Linked DNA regions of Homo sapiens: region 2 is linked to region 1. Evidence: chromatin loops called from intact Hi-C (ENCODE). Cell type or tissue: OCI-LY7. All regions are shown on one strand. Links, peaks and the distances in the headings refer to the core of each region. The heading gives the core; the rest is flanking DNA.

What was found. Hi-C counts contacts between places; a loop is a spot of excess contacts. Peaks named below come from ENCODE experiments on the same cell type or tissue, not always from the same donor. Only the 100,000 strongest peaks of a DNase experiment are listed, where the experiment ranks them.
Region 2: it touches region 1 in a loop (4-fold over the local background); 1 of 110 quality-filtered maps calls a loop at or near these places.

What each region holds. Positions count from the first base shown.
Region 1 is chr16:88,475,509-88,484,592 of GRCh38, forward strand. All of the region lies in intron 1 of ZFPM1 (zinc finger protein, FOG family member 1), which reads left to right. Among named protein-coding and RNA genes, the nearest start is that of MIR5189, 11 kb to the left of the region's middle. RefSeq lists enhancers at 2,335-3,260, 3,261-4,185, 4,652-5,152, 5,153-5,653, 7,392-7,531 and 2 more. In OCI-LY7, for the core only: a CTCF peak has its summit at 4,140; DNase peaks (open chromatin) are centred at 4,163, 4,463 and 5,043; H3K4me3 peaks cover 1,248 bases; H3K27ac peaks cover 988 bases.
Region 2 is chr16:88,628,415-88,637,498 of GRCh38, forward strand. It overlaps LOC124903755 (a long non-coding RNA gene), which reads left to right and starts at 6,594. Exons shown (of 2, transcript XR_007065181.1): 1 at 6,594-8,298; 2 at 8,386-9,020. ZC3H18 (zinc finger CCCH-type containing 18) reads left to right here. Exons shown (of 18, transcript NM_144604.4): 16 at 344-440; 17 at 2,071-2,167; 18 at 2,687-3,550. The coding sequence ends at 2,885. RefSeq lists enhancers at 1-611, 5,019-5,088, 6,360-7,289 and silencers at 5,949-5,998, 6,099-6,158, 6,199-6,278, 6,499-6,658. In OCI-LY7, for the core only: CTCF peaks have their summits at 5,285 (motif pointing left) and 5,489; DNase peaks (open chromatin) are centred at 5,367 and 5,807; H3K4me3 peaks cover 1,001 bases.

The DNA of each region.
Region 1 (9,084 bases), core at 3,157-5,656:
GGTCCGGGGGGGGGAGCACAGCCAAGAAAAAGGGAGGAGGAGGAGGGGAGAGCGAGCTGAGGCCTGAGAAAGCCCAGGTCCTCTCTCCTGACTGTGAGGACCCCAAGGACAACGCCGGGTACAGGGCAGGGCTCGGGAAAAGGGTGCAGGCAGGCTGCTGGGTCAGCACACCTGGATCTGTGCTATCTGTGTGGCCACCCCGAGGCTCGCTGGCCACTGCCCACTGTCTGCTGCCTACCACTGTTAGTTCCTCTGCTTAGGGAGGGGCTGGGCTCAGAGGAGCCCCAGCATTGCCTGCAGCCGATGCTGCCTGGGACGCACGCGTGCAGGAGGACCTGGGCCTACCCTCGGCCCCCTGGACGGCTGCTCAGCCTGGACACCATTCGGCCAGAGGCTGGGCGTGGCTGTGGGCCCAGGGCAGTTAAGCCCACCAGGTCCACCCCTCGGTTACTGGGTCAGCCACAGGAAGAAGTGGTGGGGCTGAGGGGGTGTGGGTGCAGAACCCCCTCCCAATGCTGGTGCCCCATGACCCTGAGTCTCATCCCTCTCCTCGTGGTGCCCCCACACCCACCCAGGCCTCAGACCCCACAGGGGCAGGTAGCAGGGCACCTTGCCATGGGCACCTTCGGCCAACCAGGTGGGACTCAGCCTGGCTCACCCACCCCAGGGTGAGCAGGCTGAGACCCGAAGGCCCCTCGCGGGAACCAACCAAGCCTCCATCCCTCTGCACAGCCTCCCTGCTGGGGGAGCCCAGGATGACCTAGCCACACCCCCCTCCAAGCCAGCCACACCCCACCAGCCTGTTTCCAGGCCCTGACCCTTCCCGTGTCCATCAGCATTTGCTGGGTACCTACTGTGTGCCGGGCACCGTTCCAGATGCTGGGGGTGCGGCCGTGAGCATACGTGAAGGGAGGGAGAGAGGGCCGCCAAGTGGCAGGGCGGCCATCGTGGGAACTGGGGAGGGCTGAGGGAGGGAGGGGAGAGGGCCGAGCAGGTGCCTGCTGGAAGTTCTGGCAGAGAGGGCAGCCAGGGCAGGGCCATTTTCGGAAACCAGGTGGGAGCTGGGTAGGGGTTTGGCTTTTGCTCCGAGATCCCCGGGGGCCCATGGGAGGCATTTCAGCAGAGGAGGTGAGGGGTTGGGGGCTGCTTAGTGAACATGACCACAAGGCCAAGTGTGGCTGGGGAGGCAGGGAGACAGTTCTTCACACAGCAAGTGTGTTGTGGAATCCAGGCTGTTGGCACCGAGGGAGGGACTCGACTTGAACATACATACGATGGGGGCCAACCTGAGCCAGGGAGGGCTTCCCAGAGGGGCAGGGAAAGGCAGGGAATTTGAGGGCCCGAGATGGTCAGAAGCTAAGCCGGTGGCCTGAGGGCTTCCCACTTCTGGCCCGGGACCGCTTTTGGCTGCAAGACCCTGGCCCCCCAAGGGCAGTGCTTACGCTAGACACACAGTGTGATAGCGATGGAGAGAAGATTTGGACGTGCGCACGCCCGTGCGCCGGGTCCCTTCTCCACACCATCGCAGACCGGGGCCACGCAGACCTTCCCCGCAGCCCTGAAAGTGAGTTCTGGTCTCTGCCAGCCCGGCTTCCCTGCCTTCCATGAGGAAATTGGAACATGGACATAGAGGGAACCACAGGAGAGGAGAGGAGGGAGAGAAGCGGGCACAGTTCACATGAGTGCCGGGAAGGGACAGCTGAGCAGCCACGTGGGCTGGGCGTGTGGGCTTTGGCCTGTGAGGGCCCCGGGTCAGCGGAGAAGGGCACGGGGAAGGTGGCTGATGCTAGAAAGAGTAAGATTTTCAGTGACTCCTTTCAGACTCTTGAAGAGAAGCAAGCACAGATTTGGGTCACCGCGGTGTGTTTCTTTGCCTGAGACTGGGCCAGGTGGGGCCCTGGATTTTATTTGGGCTGCGTGTTACCACCATACCCATTTCCAGCAAACTTTCCTGCCTTTAAAAGCCAAACATGGCTGGGTGCAGTGGCTCATGCCTGCAATCCCAACACTTTGGGAGGCTGAGGTAGAAGGATTGCTTCAGTCCAGCATGGTGGCATGAACCTGTGGTCCCAGCTACTCAGGAGGCTTAGGCCGGAGGATCGCTTGAGTCTAGGGGTTTGAGGATACAGTGAACCGTGATTGCACAGGCACACTCCAGCCAGGGCAACAAAGCAAGACCCCGTCTCAAAAAAGAAAAGAAAAGAAAAGCAAAACCAAGAGAATGCTTATGGGGATGCAGTTGGTTGTATGTGAATTCCATCTCAATTGAATATTTATAAGGCTCTCACTGGGAGTGAGTCAGGGCTCAGGGCCCCTGCACAGCAGCCACCTACTTGAGCCTGGGGACATTCAGTTCAGCAGCAGCTCCCCAGGCTTGGCCTGGAGGGCGTGTTGGGCTCTGAGGCTGCTTCAGTGGGCTTGGCCCTCCTGGAGCCCACAGCCTGAGGCCGACCTCGGAGGGGAGAACAGGGAGAACAGACCTGGGGGTGGGTGGGTCTGGGACTCAGAAGAGGCACGAGCTCCCCATGGCAGGGTGTGTGGGAGCTCTGTCTGTCTGCCTCTTGGTGGAGCCGCTCAACCGCCATGTCTCCCCTGCCCCAGGCCCGCTGGCACAGTTGAGGGGCAGGACCGATGGGGGAGGGTGTCTGGGCCCAGAAGGCACAGCCCGGGTGGTGGGCTCAGGCCACGTCCCCAGCCTGCCACGACTCTCTGGGACCCTGGAGGTTCAGCCACGTGCTCCTGCGCTGGTTAGGGCTCTGCTCTAGTAAGCCGCACCCTCACCGGCATCCGCTTTTGTGGTTGCCCTGGCTGACAGCAAGTGCTGATCCCGAACTGAGGAGCTGCGGGTGGGCCAGGGGTGGGGCTGCTGCAGGGCACTCTTCCCGCCTGGGCCTCTCATAGCCCCCGAGGGCCTCTTCATTCTTCATCTCCATCAGCGTCTGCGTCTACACAGCCGTTCCTGTGTTCTTTCTTTAGCACCTGGTGCCGGCATCCCTGTAAGGGGTCGCTGTCACGGTTGCCCGTCCTGCCTCCCGCAGGGCTCACTGAGCTGCTGTTGCGGGCCCACAGAGGCACACATGCCCCCTCCCAGTCCAGCCGGTGAACCAGTGTGACCTACAAATAAACGAGGCTCCGGCAGAGCTGGGGTGCTGGAAGGGAGGCCTGGACCATGGGGGACGGACCTAGGCTGGGGGAAAAAGCCTCCGCCAGAGGGATGAGGAGGCCTCAACTGCACATAGAGGCGAGGGTTCCCGTAGAGGGGGCAGGGGGTGCTGAGGCCCCAAGGCAAGGGCGGCAGGGGAAGGAGTTGGGGGCCAACCTGAGGACCCATGGGTTTAAGAAGCCAGGTGACAAATGCTACTCGAGGGAAACGGGGGTGGAGACTTCCCCGGGGGCCTGGACCCCACATGGCAGTGGTGGCTCCGGGCCACACCGGGGTGATGGGTTGGACGTGAAGGAGGCTCGAGGCTCCGAGGGCGTGTGCCGAGCCTGGGCTCCCCAGTGGGTAGGTGGGTAGGCACAGAAGGCGCCGTCTGCTCCGGGCTCTCCCAGGCTCTGCGCCCACTCCCTCAGCTGCCCTAGTGCCTGGAAGTCAGTCTGGCTGCTTGATGGATTGCGCGTGAGGTACTGGCCACTTGGTCCTGAGGGTGTGGGCGGTGAGTCCCGAGTCCCAACCGCGGGGCCGGGCTCCCCACGCAGGTGGTGCTGGGCTGGTGTCGCCAGCAGACCCCACTTTGATGGCGGGGCTGGGCTGCTGCTACCACTGCTCTCTGTGCTTCGGTTTCCCTGCTTGGCGAGATTCACGGGATGAGAGATGCTCCTAGCTGGGCCAGGGGGTGTGGACAGCATCAGCCACTCACCAGGGACCTGGGAGGGCGCCGCTTGGCTGGAGGTCATGCTGTAGACTCAACTCGGGTCAGCCTGGGGGACCCAGGCCCTCTGCAATGGCTCACCACGGCCCCCAGACCCAGCCTGGGCCCCAGTCACCTTGCGCTCCCATAGCGTGGCCTCAACAGAGCGAGCGGGGCCGTCCCCGTCTCCTCTCTGTCCCCACCGTGGCCCAAGCTGCCCGCTGCCCAGCTGGTGGGAAAGTCTGAATCTGTTGCTATTTTCTGTCTGTTATCAGGGCCTTATCTGGCCGCTGTGTGCCGCCAGAGGCCAGGTTCTCCCTCCTGGCAATGCTGTGACCCCCCCCCACCCACCTGCTACCCAGGGCCAGCAAGACCAGGAGGCCAGCCCTGGGGGTCTTTCTCTTCTGCCTCCCCAGCCCCACCCCTCTCCCATCTCCCCATCCCATCCTCTGCCCCGACCTGTGCCCCTCTCCGCTCCCCTCCCCGTCCCTCCCTCCCCCCCGCTGCCACCCCCGCAGTACTTCCTCCCCCAGCCCTGGCCTTCACCCACTCACACCCCCCGCCGAAGGAGGAAGATGGGGCACGTCCCTGCAGAGTAGAAACAGTGACAGCAGCTGTGGTGACAACCTCACATCTGCGCCCAGCGCCCACTGCCAACACCTGGCTGAGTCCTAACGCCAGCCTTTGGCAAGACAGTTTGATCCGCTGAAACCAGGCTCAGGGAGAAGCCGCCTGCCCTGTGCCAGCCTCAGCTCCTGCTGTTCCTTTCTCCTGGAGCGCTTTTCCCTGGACCCGGTGCTGGCAGCCTCCTCCTCTCCCCATCCAGATTGCCACCCACTTGCTACTTCCTCCAGGAAGCCTTCCTGGATGGCACCTCTGACTCTTTCCTGTGGTGCTCACACTGGCATCTTCCACTTTTTGGGGGATGGGGCTGGTCACTGCAGGATCTCTGGCACCTCGTGAGGGTGGGGCACGCCAAGGGCTCAGGAAGGGGAAAGGAGCCAGCGAAAGCGAAGGAGGAAGAAGTGAGTGTGTGAGGGGACGGGTGAGTGAGGGAGCGGATGAAAGAGTGAAGGAAAGAGCCGTGGTGCTGGTGGGGGAGGAGCGGGGCCGTGTGGCTGCCAGTGGTCACCCGCCCCACCAGCTGCTCACATGGGGCCTGGGCAGGCACCTGCACCTCCACTTCCTCCCCTCTAGACCAAGAATGAGAGAACTCCCAAGAGAGGCCAGCATAGGCGCCTGTGTCCCCTGCAGGCACCCACTGGGGACTTAGGCTCATCTCAAACACTGAGCCGGAGCAGGGTGCTCCCTGGGCCAGGGCCCTGGTTTTCAGAAGGCTTGCCCAAGGTCACAGAGCCAGGGGCACCGCAGGGGCCTCCCCAGGGGCCTCAGACTCCTCATCCACAGCCCCCATCTGCGCCCCACCTGGCATGTCCACCCTGGGGCCCACAGTCTGGGGGATGCCCCCCTCTCCTCAGCGACTGGCTCCAGCTTTCCGCAAGACAGTCGTTCAAAGGAGCCCCCCAGCGCCTCGCCATCAAAGCCGGGAGGGGCCACCTTAATCGTCGGTGTGGGGACTTGGAAGGGAGCTGGGATCATCCCGCTGCACAGAGCCAGCTCCATAATTCAGTTTTAAAGCATGAAAAAAGGGAGTTGATGAAATTCCGCTATCAGCGCCAAGCCAATATGCAAAATATCTCACCCCCAATCAAATAGCTATTATGTTTTCATTTCCATTTCGGCGTCCGGCTTAATGAGCAGGAGACGGATGGGCGCACGGGTGTCTGCTGGCTGTGATAACCAAGGGGCTCCGGGCACCACAGGGGCTGAGCCCAGTGCTGCCCTGGCCGCCAATGACCACAGCCATAGCCCGTGGACACCTCCAGGCAGGTGCAGCCTTGGCCACTGACCTCTGCCAGGCCAGGCAATGGGGCTGACATCACCCTCACTGCAGGTGGTCCCAGGGCGAGGGAGGCGTGGGGTCCGTGTCTGGCTCGGGGAAGGGCTACGTGCTGGGTGCAGGTCTGAAACCCAGCCCCAAGTTCCTGTCCCACCACCCCCACCCCCACCACCGCTGCCTCCTCGCCGGGGGCCGTGGACAGGGCAGCTCGCAAGTCGGCCTTGCTGGGCCTTGGTTTACTCACCTGTAAAGTGGGAATGACCTGGCTTCCCACTGTGGGTATTGGGATGTGGTTGGCGAGTGGGATTTCCACGATGGCTGCCCCCAAGGTCCTGCTTACGCTACTCCACTCCACCCTGCCACAGCCGTCACCGAGTCCCCGTACTGTCCTCATACCCCCTCCTCCATGCACCCTGTCCCCCTGCACTTTCCTGACCGCCCCTACCTGCTGAGGTCTGTGTGGGCTGCCACCCTCTACACCCCAGGTTCCCCATCTGAAATGAAATTGGAAGACCATCTCGCTGGACTACGTGGGTGGGGGCGGTTAAGGGTGGGCATTTGTAAAGTGCTGAGCACCGCCCGTCCAGTCTTAACCATTCACACCCTTGCCCATTTCTCAAAACCTGTGCTAGCCACAGTTCATGTTCACTGAGCACCTGCCCTGTGTTGAGCTCTGAGGACGCGGGCAGGCTGCACGTTTCATCTCCTGAAGTGGGAGCTGCTGTGGCTTCCATCTGTAGACCGGGAAACTGAGCACAGAGAGTGGAGTGACTTGCTCGAGGTCACACAGCAAGGACGCAGCAGCTGTCAGCCTGCCTGGCCGTGGGTTGGCCTGCTCCAGCTGTTGGCATCACTGGGCAGAGAGAGGGTCCCCAGAGAGGCTAGGGGGGTTCTTTGCTAGCCCCGGGCATGGGGAGAAAGCAGCAGAGAGCAGCTGTGGCTCACAGATGCCCCCAGCCACTGGGGGCCCAAGTGCTCTGTCGCCCACCTGGAGAGTCCCCACGGACCCCAGGTGGGCCACAGACGAGACCGGTGCTGACTTAGGGGCTCGGTGGGGACCAGGCAGCTGCTCTCAGACACCGAGGCAGGCCCAGGGCAGCATCCACCTCGACACATCCTATTTGTGGGCTGACAGTTGTCTCCTGCATTATCAGAGCCGTTTTAATTGTGCTGGAACTGAAATTAGCCTGGCAGCCTCTTTCTCCACGCTCATCACCACGGCTTTGTGTGGAGCAGGAGCCTTTGTTCTTGTGTAAATAGGAGAACCCATCACCATCCCAGCACCTCCCTGGGTGTCTGAGGCCCACCTGGGTGGGGTATGGAGAGCCAGCCCACCTTCCTGAGGCTGCAGCAGGTATGCACAGGGCTGTGTCTCCTGTGGGCCCCAGCCCCAGTGCTCTGGTCCCCGAAGTCCCTGAAGGCAGGTGGCCTCCAGCCCATTTGCCAGAGCAGGTCACTGAGGCCCTGATGCCCTACAGCTGCTCAGCAGGAGGAAGCACAGCTCCTGGGCAGCCCCTCCCAGCTCCATGCCAGCCACAGAAAGCCCGGGCCTCTAGAAGGGGGAGGAGCCGGGCTGAGCTGATCGTTCCGCGTGCTCCCGCCAAGTCGGGGATGGCCGAGCACCTCCTGACCTTCTGGATGGCACTGCCTGCTCAGGGCCGACCCCAGAGGTGGGGAGGGGAGGCCTCGGTGGCTGCTTTTCTGCCCTGGCGTGTGCTGAGGGAGGGCACTCGGGTTGGGCCTCCTGTCCCAGGGGCAGGAGTTGAACCGGTCAGGGGTGGCCCAGCCTGCCCTGGAGCCTGCCCGTGTGGGCGCTTTAATGGGAGGCTGTGAGCCCTCGCCTGGGGCTGGCTCCTGTGTGGTCTGAGCCCAGCCCCCTCCTATAATTACAGCTCTGAGGTGCTCTGAGGAGGCCGGGACTCATGGGTCCCAGCTAGAGCCCCAAAGGCTGCAGCTAGGAGAGTCCAGCCTGCCCCTCCTGTCCAGGACCCCCCATGGCTCCCCGGTGGCACCTGCCCCTCCTGTCCAGGACCCCCCATGGCTCCCCGGTGGCCCCAGGATGAGGGTCCCCTCCTCCCCGTGGCCTCTGAGGTCAGCACGGCCAGGACCCTGCCTGCCCTCAGCCTTGACTGCCAGCACACCCTGGCCCCCGACCTCCCCTTCCTCCACCACCTCTGGCCCCGCCCCAGGGCCTTTGCACATATGGCCCCCTCTGCCAGAGCTGTCTTCTCAGGGGCTGGTCTCACAACAACCACTGTTCCCTCCGAGATCTACCGGCGGCAGCCCCTCCCATCCCCGTGTTTTTCTGTCTTTCTCTCATGGCCCCTTCCCTCACTGCACTTCCAGAACTTGCCATTGTTTTCGGCCGGGGCCCATCTGTTGTTCTCTGACTGTCCCCACAGTGGCCCGGACACCCAGGGCAGTGTTCAGCGATCTGGTGCACCCCTGCATCCTGGAACGGCACCTGGCACCTAGCCCTCGGGTGTCAGCAGAAGGCAGAAAAGGCATCTGCCCCTCCAGGAGCAGTTTGGTTTGACGGCATCAGCCAGCCACAGCCTGCTCATGATCAGAGAGGGGGCTGGAGTCCAAACGCGCAGAAAATCCACCTTCCCGCCTCCCTGCTGCATGGAACGGCGGGGTCAGCCTTGGACATCAGCCTGAAACTCAGTCACAGCATTTCTCCTTCTCTCGCATCTTCGGGGGTCTCTGACATGAGCCTCTGAACCTGGCGTTGGACGCTGGCGGGTGGCACGTTTCTTACTGGCTGGGCAGGTGTTTCGGGCGTTAGCAGGCTCCACCTCCGACCAGCCCATCTCCCTCCCATCTTCTGCCTTTCCCTGGAGAAACAAAGCAAAGCAGGGATCATGAGGGGCTGTGAAGGAGGACAGTGGGGATTCGGAGAGAAGCTCTTGAAGCTGGGCACATGTGGGCGCTTCGGTGTGTTTTTCTGGGGAGGAGGCACCAGGTTTCATCAGATTCCCAGAGGGGCCATGAGGCAAGACAAGCCAGGAACCACCTAGCCAGAGGCGCAAACCCCGAACAGTTCTCCATCCGTGCGGCTTGCTTGCCTCCAGGGATGGGGCGCTCAGCCCTCAGGAGGTGGTTGTTCCAGCCTGCAACGCTCAGGCCTTCCCTCTGGTGTCTTCTGTTCTGCCCCACCCCCACTCTGCCCCATCAGCTCCCCTGACACGTGAACTCAGACACGCGGTTTCCAGACTTTTCTTATTCATTATTCTGCTGTGACCATGGGGCTTGGCGGCCGCAGGACCTGGGGTCTGGGCTCAGGAGGGCCACGGCCCCTCCCACTCCTGAGTGTGTCGGGAGGCTCTGCCC
Region 2 (9,084 bases), core at 4,456-6,955, 150 kb after region 1:
CCGTCCCTGTCCTCTGTCCTCAGCAGGACACATCCCTGTCCTCTGCTGGAAGGGCAAGAGGCCTGGCTTCATGGGTCCCAGGTCCTCCTAGAGTGGCCCCCGTGGGGAGCAGGAAGGCCTGCAGGGTGCTTCCCCTGGAACGTGAAGGGCCCCAAGTGCACAGTGGGGGTGCCCTTGGTCCGGGTCCTGGAGGCCTCACTCAGGGCTACGGGGTCTCATGGGTGTGTGGTGGGACCTTTGGGAGCAGAGCAGGTTGCTGGCAAGGAACCCATGTCCTCTGGGGCGAGGACACGGCTTCTGGCTCCTGGCCCTGCTGTCCTCACTGGCCTCTCTCTTGTCCCAGGCGGCTGATAAAGGAAGCAGGAAGCGCTATGAACCATCAGACAAGGACAGGCAGAGCCCTCCTCCAGCCAAGCGGCCCAACACATCCCCAGACCGAGGTGAGCCTCCCAGCCCCTAGGGGGCAGGGCAGAGGGACGGGAGCCTGGGGATGCGGAGCAGCTGGGTCTGAGACCCCATTGCTCTTAACAAGTAGGAGGAGGGTCCAGAGAACATCTGACTTGCAGATGATGCCTGTCGGTATTTAGGGTGTTGAAAACTAAAACGAAGAAAAGGTTTTAAATATTTGTTTAAAAATAACAGGACCGGGCGTGGTGGCTCACGCCTATAATCCCAGCACTTTGGGAGGCTGAGGCCGGCAGATCACTTGAGGTCAGGAGTTCCAGACCGGCCTGGCCAACCTGGTAAAACCCTGTCTCTACTAAAAATACAAAAATTAGGCCGGGCGCGGTAGCTCATGCCTGTAATCCCAGCACTTTGGGAGGCCAAGGTGGGCAGATCATCTGAGGTCAGGAGTTTGAGACCAGCCTGGCTAACATGGTGAAACCCTGTTTCTACTAAAAATACAAAAAATTAGTTGGGCGTAGTGGCGTGCGTCTGTAATCCCAGCTACTTGGGAGGCTGAGGCAGGAGAATCGCTTGAACCTGGGAGGCAGAGGTTGCAGTGAGCTGAGATTGCACCATTGCACTGCAGCTTGGGCAACAAGAGCAACTGTATTTTTTTTTACACATGTGCCATTTTTGCAAAATATATTTTCCAAAACAAATGAGCAGGAATGGCATTGGTTTTTCCATTTTTGCAAATCTCTTCAGTCTGGCTGACGGAAGACGGCTGGACCCACATGCCTCGTGCCTTCTGGAGATCCTCCCAGGCTCCTGCGGACTGAGTGACGAGGCAGATAGTGTCTATATTACTGTTGAACCACACAGACCTGAAAGGGCCTCGGGGACCCCCAGCCATGCTGACCACACCCCAAGAGCTGGGGCCCAGATGGAAAGACAGGGAGATTGTCCTGGCTGGCTTTGATGGGTGGAGCTCAAACCAGATAGAGGACAAGGGGGCCTGGCCACCCGCACAGACACTCCCAGACACAGAGAACAGGCAGGGGGCTTCCAGACCCCTTCCCAAGCAGTTCTCTGGGTTTGTCGGACACAGGAAGAGGAAGCTGCTCACCTTTGTCCCTAAGCCCAGGGCCTGTGCCCTGTGTGGCTGGTCTGGAACAGCCTTGCTGCCCTTGCCTGGGGTTGGAACCAGGGCCTCTGGGGTCCTGCGGACCTTTGTTCTCGCACCAGCCTTGGGCCTGCGCTGGGCAGTGGCCCCCCCCTCGGTTGCCGCGCCTCCCTCCTAACATTGCCAGAGTGAAACACTCCTAGTCTCTCGGCTTTGCTTGTATTTCTTTACTGCCATGTCTTTCTTGTTGTTCCGTATTTGAAGACCCATGTGATAAATTTCTTCAAAGCTAGGAAGGAGTTTTGTCTCTCTGCGTGAGATATTGGCTGCTTGCTGGAACCTGGGGCCCAGGTTTGGCCTCAGCCTCATTTCCAGATGCCTTGGTGCCCACATCTCTCTTCTCCTACTTGGCTCTCCCCTTTTTATTTCTTTATAAAAATGAAGGTGGTGAACTAAGCAGCCTCAGGCTTTAGAAGTGAGTCCCTGGCATCGGTGAGGCCACCCACACAGCCATTCCCTGTACATCAGGAGGGTGGTCTCACTCTGTACCTATCACCCAGGTTCTCGGGACCGGAAGTCAGGTGGGAGACTGGGCTCCCCGAAGCCAGAGCGGCAGAGAGGCCAGAACTCCAAAGCCCCTGCAGCCCCGGCTGACAGGTGAGTCCCACCCAGCATGTGCCCTGGGCACACCGAGGGGGCCAGCCCCAGTCGCTTCCCCAGGGAGGCCAGCAGCAGCAGGGCTAGCACTGGGCCAGGCTGGAGGCGTCACTACAGCTCCTGCTGGTCTGACGGGGTGAGGGGCATGGACAGCGAATTGCAGCCCCACCCCCCACCCCCCCCCACACACACACACACGCTCCTGCCCTGGTTGAGGCTGGAGGGTGCCCTCTGCTCCGCATGCCCTTGGGCAAAAGATCCCTGGGCACAGAGGTGGGAAGAATAACAGGAGGTTGTGCGGGGCCAGCCCAGGACCCTCCCAGTCTGCTCCACAAAGCCCGGGAGCCAGTGGCTAGGACCAGGCCTGCTTGTGGCAGTGGGAGCCTGGCCATCCAGGGAGCCCCTTGCCTGTCCTGGTGGCCGCTGAGGACACAGTGGAAGCGCCCCTACGGGGAGGTCACCCCTTCCACCTGCAGACGTGGCTTCTGGGGGCTCAAGGTCTTCCCCACCCCCTTGTAGGAAGCGCCAGCTGTCACCCCAGTCCAAGAGCTCCAGCAAGGTCACGAGCGTGCCCGGCAAAGCCTCGGATCCCGGCGCCGCCAGCACCAAATCAGGGAAGGCCAGCACGCTGTCTCGGCGGGAGGAGCTGCTGAAACAGCTGAAGGCCGTGGAGGATGCTATTGCACGCAAGCGGGCCAAGATCCCCGGGAAAGCATAGGCCGTGCCCCGACCGGACTGGACGCATTTTTATACATAGGGTAAGCGCAGCCATTTTGGATTTTGCAGTTAATGTCTTATTTTGGCTGTGATTCTTTTTAAAAAGTAAAAAAGAAAAAAAAGTTTCTCAGCTGGAAAAGAAGCCACACAGGAAATGACAACGACGCTGAATCCCAGCCTCCCTCCCCAGAGCAGAAGTCCCGCAGGACAGACAGACACAGACAGCGCTAGTGACCAGCACGGTTCTCATGTAAATTACAAGCCCCAGCCGCCAGCCCCGCCTTCTCTTCCTCCTCCTCCGTCTTCTTCCCTGGCCCTGGTCAGGCCTGTGGAGCCCCAGCTCTGGGTCCCTAGCCCGGGTCCAGGCAGCCAGGCTCCCTCCTGAGCTGAGAAACGGAACCTCGCGAACCACTGGTGGCACATCCTTCTCCTCCCCCGCCCCTGATCACCCGCCCCCGGATCAGAAATATATCTATATTCTCGACTAAAGTCTCATCAGGAAATATTTCCTGTCTTTTATTTTAAGCATCAAATTGTTTTAGTTGATTTAAAAAGGAAAAAATACAGAAAAGACCAAAAAAAGGCCAAGGGTGTTGTTGGGGCGTCTGTCTAATGTGGTGGGTCTTTTTTTGAGGGGTCTCCTAAAATAAAATATTTTGATAAGCAGCTGTCCTTGCCCTCGTGGTGTGTGCGCCCTCTGCCCATGCGCAGCCGGGGCTGCCTCTGTGTCGTGCACTGCACTCGGCCCAGCACTCGGGAGCCGCTGGGGGGCGAGGGTGTGGCTGTGCACTCACTCCCCCCGGGAGGACCGGCTGTGGAGCAGCTCCTGCCTTCAGACCCAGCCCAGGAGAGCATTGCGCCTCAGTTTCCCCATTCGTGGGGCTGGGTTGGGGCTTCCTTGGTCCGTGAGGTGGAGGTACTTTCCCTGCAGGGGCCGTGGAGCTGCTGGAGGGGAAGAGGTCCAGGGCTGACTCCCAGCCCCAAGCCCAGCTGCCACCACTGCAGTGACCACCACCGGCTCCGTGTGCAGGCCCCAGACCTGCTGAGCCAGGCCCCGCGTGTGATGCCACGTTCCACAGCAGGGGCCACCGGCAGAGCCCCCCAGGACCCACCGCTGCTGCTCCCTGCTTTCCACCTTGAAAGCCACAGGCCTGCGCCTGGGCAGCGGCCTCCCAGGTGCACGCTCCAGGGCCTCCAGCGCCTCCTTTAATCAGATTCAGGTAGCCGCGGTGTGGTGCCCAGGCCTGCGGCCCACCCATCTCCCTCATCTACTTCCTGACCCGAGGTTCAGGATGAGACCTCCAAGAGAGAGCTCCCTCCCACGGGGCCGCGAGCTGAGCCCCAGGGAGGCAGCATCCCGTGCTTCTGCTCCCAGCATGACCTGCGTCCATGCCACTCTTCCCCTGGATTAAATGACAATTAGAGTGTAGGCAGAGGAGCTGGGCGTGAGCGAGCACCACAGGGGGACCGCCTGTGCACTCCTGAGGGGACTGTTTCCCATTTTATGTCCACCTCCCTCCGATAGCGCAGGCCATGCAGTTCATCTTGTGTCCCAGCGGCCTGGATCATGTGTCTCAGCAATTTTTTCTTTTCTTTTTTTTTTTTTTTTTTTCCTGAGACTGAGTCTCACTCTGTCGCCCAGGCTGGAGGGCAGTGGCACGATCTCGGCTCACTGCAAGCTCCGCCACCCGGGTTCACACCATTCTCCTGCCTCAGCCTCCCGAGTAGCTGGGACTACAGGCGGCCGCCACTACGCCCAGCTAATTTTTTGTATTTTTAGTAGAGACGGGGTTTCACCATGTTAGCCAGGATGGTCTCGATCTCCTGACCTCGTGATCCACCCGTCTCGGCCTCTCAAAGTGCTGGGATGACAGGCGTGAGCCACCGCGTCCGGCCACAGTTTTTTGAGGCTTATCCGATTTGCCATCAGGTCAAAGCCAGGTGCAAGGGAATTCCCATTCTCTGAAAAGGGTGGCCTTCAAGGCCACAGAGCTGGAGTCCAGGCCACCCTGGGTGCCAGCCTGCAGCCTGTCATTTGTGAGCTGCACCATGAGGGCTGGAGGCCAGGAAATGGCGCTCTGTGCCCCCAGTGTGGGGCACCTCAAGCTAGCATCTGCAGTGACTGTCTCTTTACGGCCAGGAGCGGACAGGTGAGCCCACCACAGCTCAACGGCCAGGAGCAGACAGGTGAACCCACCACAGCTCACCTGTGGACTGGGACCAGGCGAGGTCCCCTCTGCGGCTGCTCAGCCCCCGGCCACAGCCCTAGGCACCTCAGTCTGGAGCTGGGTTTGAACTCGCACCGGGTGGCAGTGGACCCCAGGTGTGGCTACCCATCCCTCTGGCTCTTGGACACTGGTGCAGAGGGGCCTGTCCTAGGAGGGTGACTGCCCCCATGTGGTCTAGTGGAGAGGATGTTTGGTCAGGCAGCTGGGAAGGACGGCCTTGCTGTGTGACAGGCATCGATGGGCGTCCACGCCCTCCAGGGACGTCCTGCTCCAGGTGGTTGGCACTCACGTTCTCCTCGCTCCCCATGCAGTGACTAGAAAGCCTGTGTGGGATTCTGGCAACGGCATCCGCCCGCCAGCCCCTCCCAGGGGGTGCCCCAGGGCCTCTGCCCTCTGCCCGCAGCTCCTCCCCCACAGCCACGCTTCCACCCACCCGTTCGGCTGGGCTTTGGGTGGGCAGGCAGACGTAGACCCTGCTTGGAGGCGGTGGCCCTAGAGGGATCCACAGATGGGGAAAAGGCCGAGACACACGAGACCACTCCTGCCGGGGAAAACCCATGAGGGGGTGGGGGCGGCCGCGCCGCAGGGAGGGGCCCTCTGCTGTCCCAGCCAACGTCCCATGACGATTTTGCACCCCCGCCAGCAGTGCCCTCGGCTGGACACACCTGCGTTGTGGGCAGCCGGCAGCGCGTGACCCACTGTGCACCTGCGCCTTGATGTAGGGGGGAGACCCTGCAGAGAGCGCTTCCTTCCGCCCTGTCCAGTGCCCTCCCTGCCTCACCCCTCTTCCCGCAGGCCCGCTCAGGGCGCTGAAGGGCTCCTGACCGTGGGTCCGTCCTTCGCTGCGTCTGGGGGGCGTCCCCCGCGCTGCCTCTGACCCGCCCGGCCCTGCGTTTGTCTGAAGCCCCTCGTTCCGCATCTCCGGACCAGGGTCCGGGGGCGTGGTCTGCTGGGGGCGGGCCCGGGTTGTGGTTTGAGAGCCGCTCGGCCTGTCTGGGCCTCCGCCTCCGGGTCGCCCTCCAGCCTTCCTGCCGCCGCTTTTCCAGTCTTGCCCAACCCGGTATTTCTGCGCTTGCCTCAGCCACCCGCAGGAGCGCAGGCCGCCCTTCGTCCTCCCGTCCTCTGCGCCCACAGGACCCCGGGCCCCGCCCAGTCCGCAGGTCCCGCAGGTCCCCCCGGGCGTGTCTTCCTGGCCCTGCGACCCCCGGGACAGCGCTGAGAACACGCGGAAGGTGGGGAGACGCGCGGCGCTGGCCGGGTCCCTGGCGCCGTTCTCGCGGTGCAGCCTGTGCCTGGGAGTCCGGCCGTCCCACCTCAGAACCAGAGCAAAGCGGGAGATGGGGCGGCGGCCGCTGGGGAGAAGGCAGCCCCGGGTCGGAGGAGGAAGGAGGCGGGGGCGGAGCGGAGTCCGCGGTGGGGCTGCCTTCTTCCATCCTCCCCTGGGCGGGGCGCAGGATGCGGGGGCGCCCAGCCGAGGGAGGGAGGCCGGGGAGGACACTCCTGTGCCCGAGGGCTCCGGCTTCTTCTGCTCACTCCCTCCTGCCGAACTTTTCCACTCGGCCATTTACCTCCTCAGGCACTGGCTGCCCTCATCAGGCCGACCAGGTCCTGCCCGAGGGAACGGCGTGTGTGACCCACGTGTGGACAGACCTGTTCCCCATGCCAGGAGGGAGGGTCACTGGCTCCACCGGGGGATGGGGGACGAGGGCACTAGGCCGAGGTGGGGGGCTTCTCGCTCTCCCCGTCTTTTCCTGGCGTTTTCCTCCATTCCCTCTGGCTCCTATTCCCTCCCCCTTCCTCTCTTTCTTGGGTATGGTTGAGCAGGTCGTGCACTGCACAAGGACTCCCAGCAGAGGACGAGGACTGACATCAATTTGTCTTTCCCTCCCAACACTGTGCGTTCCCTAACCCTGCACGAAGGCACCCTCCTCCCCTCCTCAAGATTCCCCACCCGGCCTGGCCTGCAGCCCTAGCCCCAAGCCGCAGCTGGGCAGGTTGGGCAGAGCACTGGGGAGGCCAGGCCCGGCCATGCTGAGCCCGGTGACTCGTCAGGGTTTCCACAAAACATCTTGAGCACCCAGCTGCAGGCCCCTCGGGACGTTTCCAATGAGGCTCCCCTGGGCCCCTCTCTGTGGCAGAAGGGACCCCGGGGCTGCTTCGTAGGTCTCAACCCAGGGGAGGCCCCCAGAGACTCCGGAGCCAGGGAGGGGCCCAGCCCCCTACCCCCAGGCTGTGCTTGGCATGCAGAGATTGCGGGGGGTCTTGAGTTTTTGTCCCCAGAAGAATGGCTGAGTGGACTCTGGAGAAAAGACAAACACCCCTGCCCCACTGCCGCCGCCCTGTCTCCCAACAGTAAGAGTGCTTGTCAGCCTCCTGGCGGCAGGTGCTGCGGCCTGCGACCACCTGAGCCAGGCAGGTGATGCTAATGCGCCTCAGGGCAGCCCTGGCACTGGAGCTGCTATCATCCCACTGTACCCATGGGGAGAGCCGCTCTCCTCCCTCCTTTTTCCATTCTGTGTTATTTACAGAGCACCCTCCTGTATGCCCTGCACTACTCTCAACCCTGGGTACACAGATGGGGCTGCCACAGACGTGGCCCTCAAGGCGCTCAGGCCGCCTTTTGGGGAGGGCCGTGAGGGGCTGGAATTTTTCTGAGACAGCCAAGCGCCCGTGCAGAGAGGCCTGTATCAGCCCAGCCTAAGGCAGGGCCAACCCACACAGGAGCACCTGTCCTGCTGGGGATGCAGTGGGTTCTGCTGTGTCCTGGAAAAGGCTCTACCCACACCCTAACCCAACCTGTGAACGCGCGCTCATTTGGAAAAGGGGCTTTTGCTTTGATGTAATTAGGGAAAGGATCTTGAGATGGCTCATCCTGGGTTAAGGCAGGTCCCACGTCCTGAGAAGGGGGGAGGGATTATCTTTTAGACTGGGCCCTACATCCAACAACCAGTGTCCTTATAAACCACAGAAGAGGAAAAGGCGGGTGCAGCAGAGAGGCCACGGGAGGAGCCGCCAGCCCGGGAAACTGAGGGCTGGAAGAGCCTCCAGGAGGACCCAGCCCTGAACACGCCCAGCTCCACGGCCTCGTGGAATAAACTTCTCCCATTTCACACCCCCCAGTTTGTGGTGCATGGTTAGCACAGCCCTAGGAAACCAGCACGGATAGTGAGCTCCCCGTCACAGGAGGTATGCAAGCAGAGGGTGGGTGGGCAGGGGCACTGTCGGGAGGAGCAGCCCTGGGGACTCCAGCAATCTGTCTTTGATTCCTCCCAGACTGTTAACCCTGGGGCACAGCCTCCTTCACCCCCAGAGGCCCACAGCAGACAAGCTGAGAGCCACACAGCGGCCAAGAGGAGGTGCTGGAGGGCCCAGGGGTCCCAGTGCTGCCTCAGCCCCACCCGACTTGGGAGCTTTTGTGTTCAGAGAGACTGAGGTTTTCAGCTTAGAGGACACCTCCGTGGAACACATCTGCACCGCGGCAGGGGAGGAAAGGCTGGGGGCACACAAGCACCCTCCCTCCCGCCCTCACCCCGAAGCTGAGGGGACCAGGGCGGACAGATTCCCCCACCTCTGATGTGGCCAGGGGCCCTGGGGACTCCAGGACAACCCTCCTCAGGATGACGTCAAACCCCCGGCATTCAAACCTTCCCAAGTTCTGGCTGCAGCTGTCCCTTTCCGGGGAAACAAAGGCACCTCCAGCGCCCCCACCCCCAGCCAGCCTCACCGATCAAGGAGGCCAAAGGCAGCTCCCGGCCCCGCTTACATAAAGCTTCCTGTGTGTGCTGGTCACACCTCACACCTCACGCCTCACGCCTCATGCCTCATTCACACCTCACACCTCACTCCTCACACCTCCAACTCAGACTTTTTAGCTTGAACTTTTTTCTCAATAAAACCACAGAAGCCCAGGCCGGGTGCAGTGACTCATGCCTGTGATCCCAGCACTTTGCGAGGCCGAGGTGGGCAGATCAC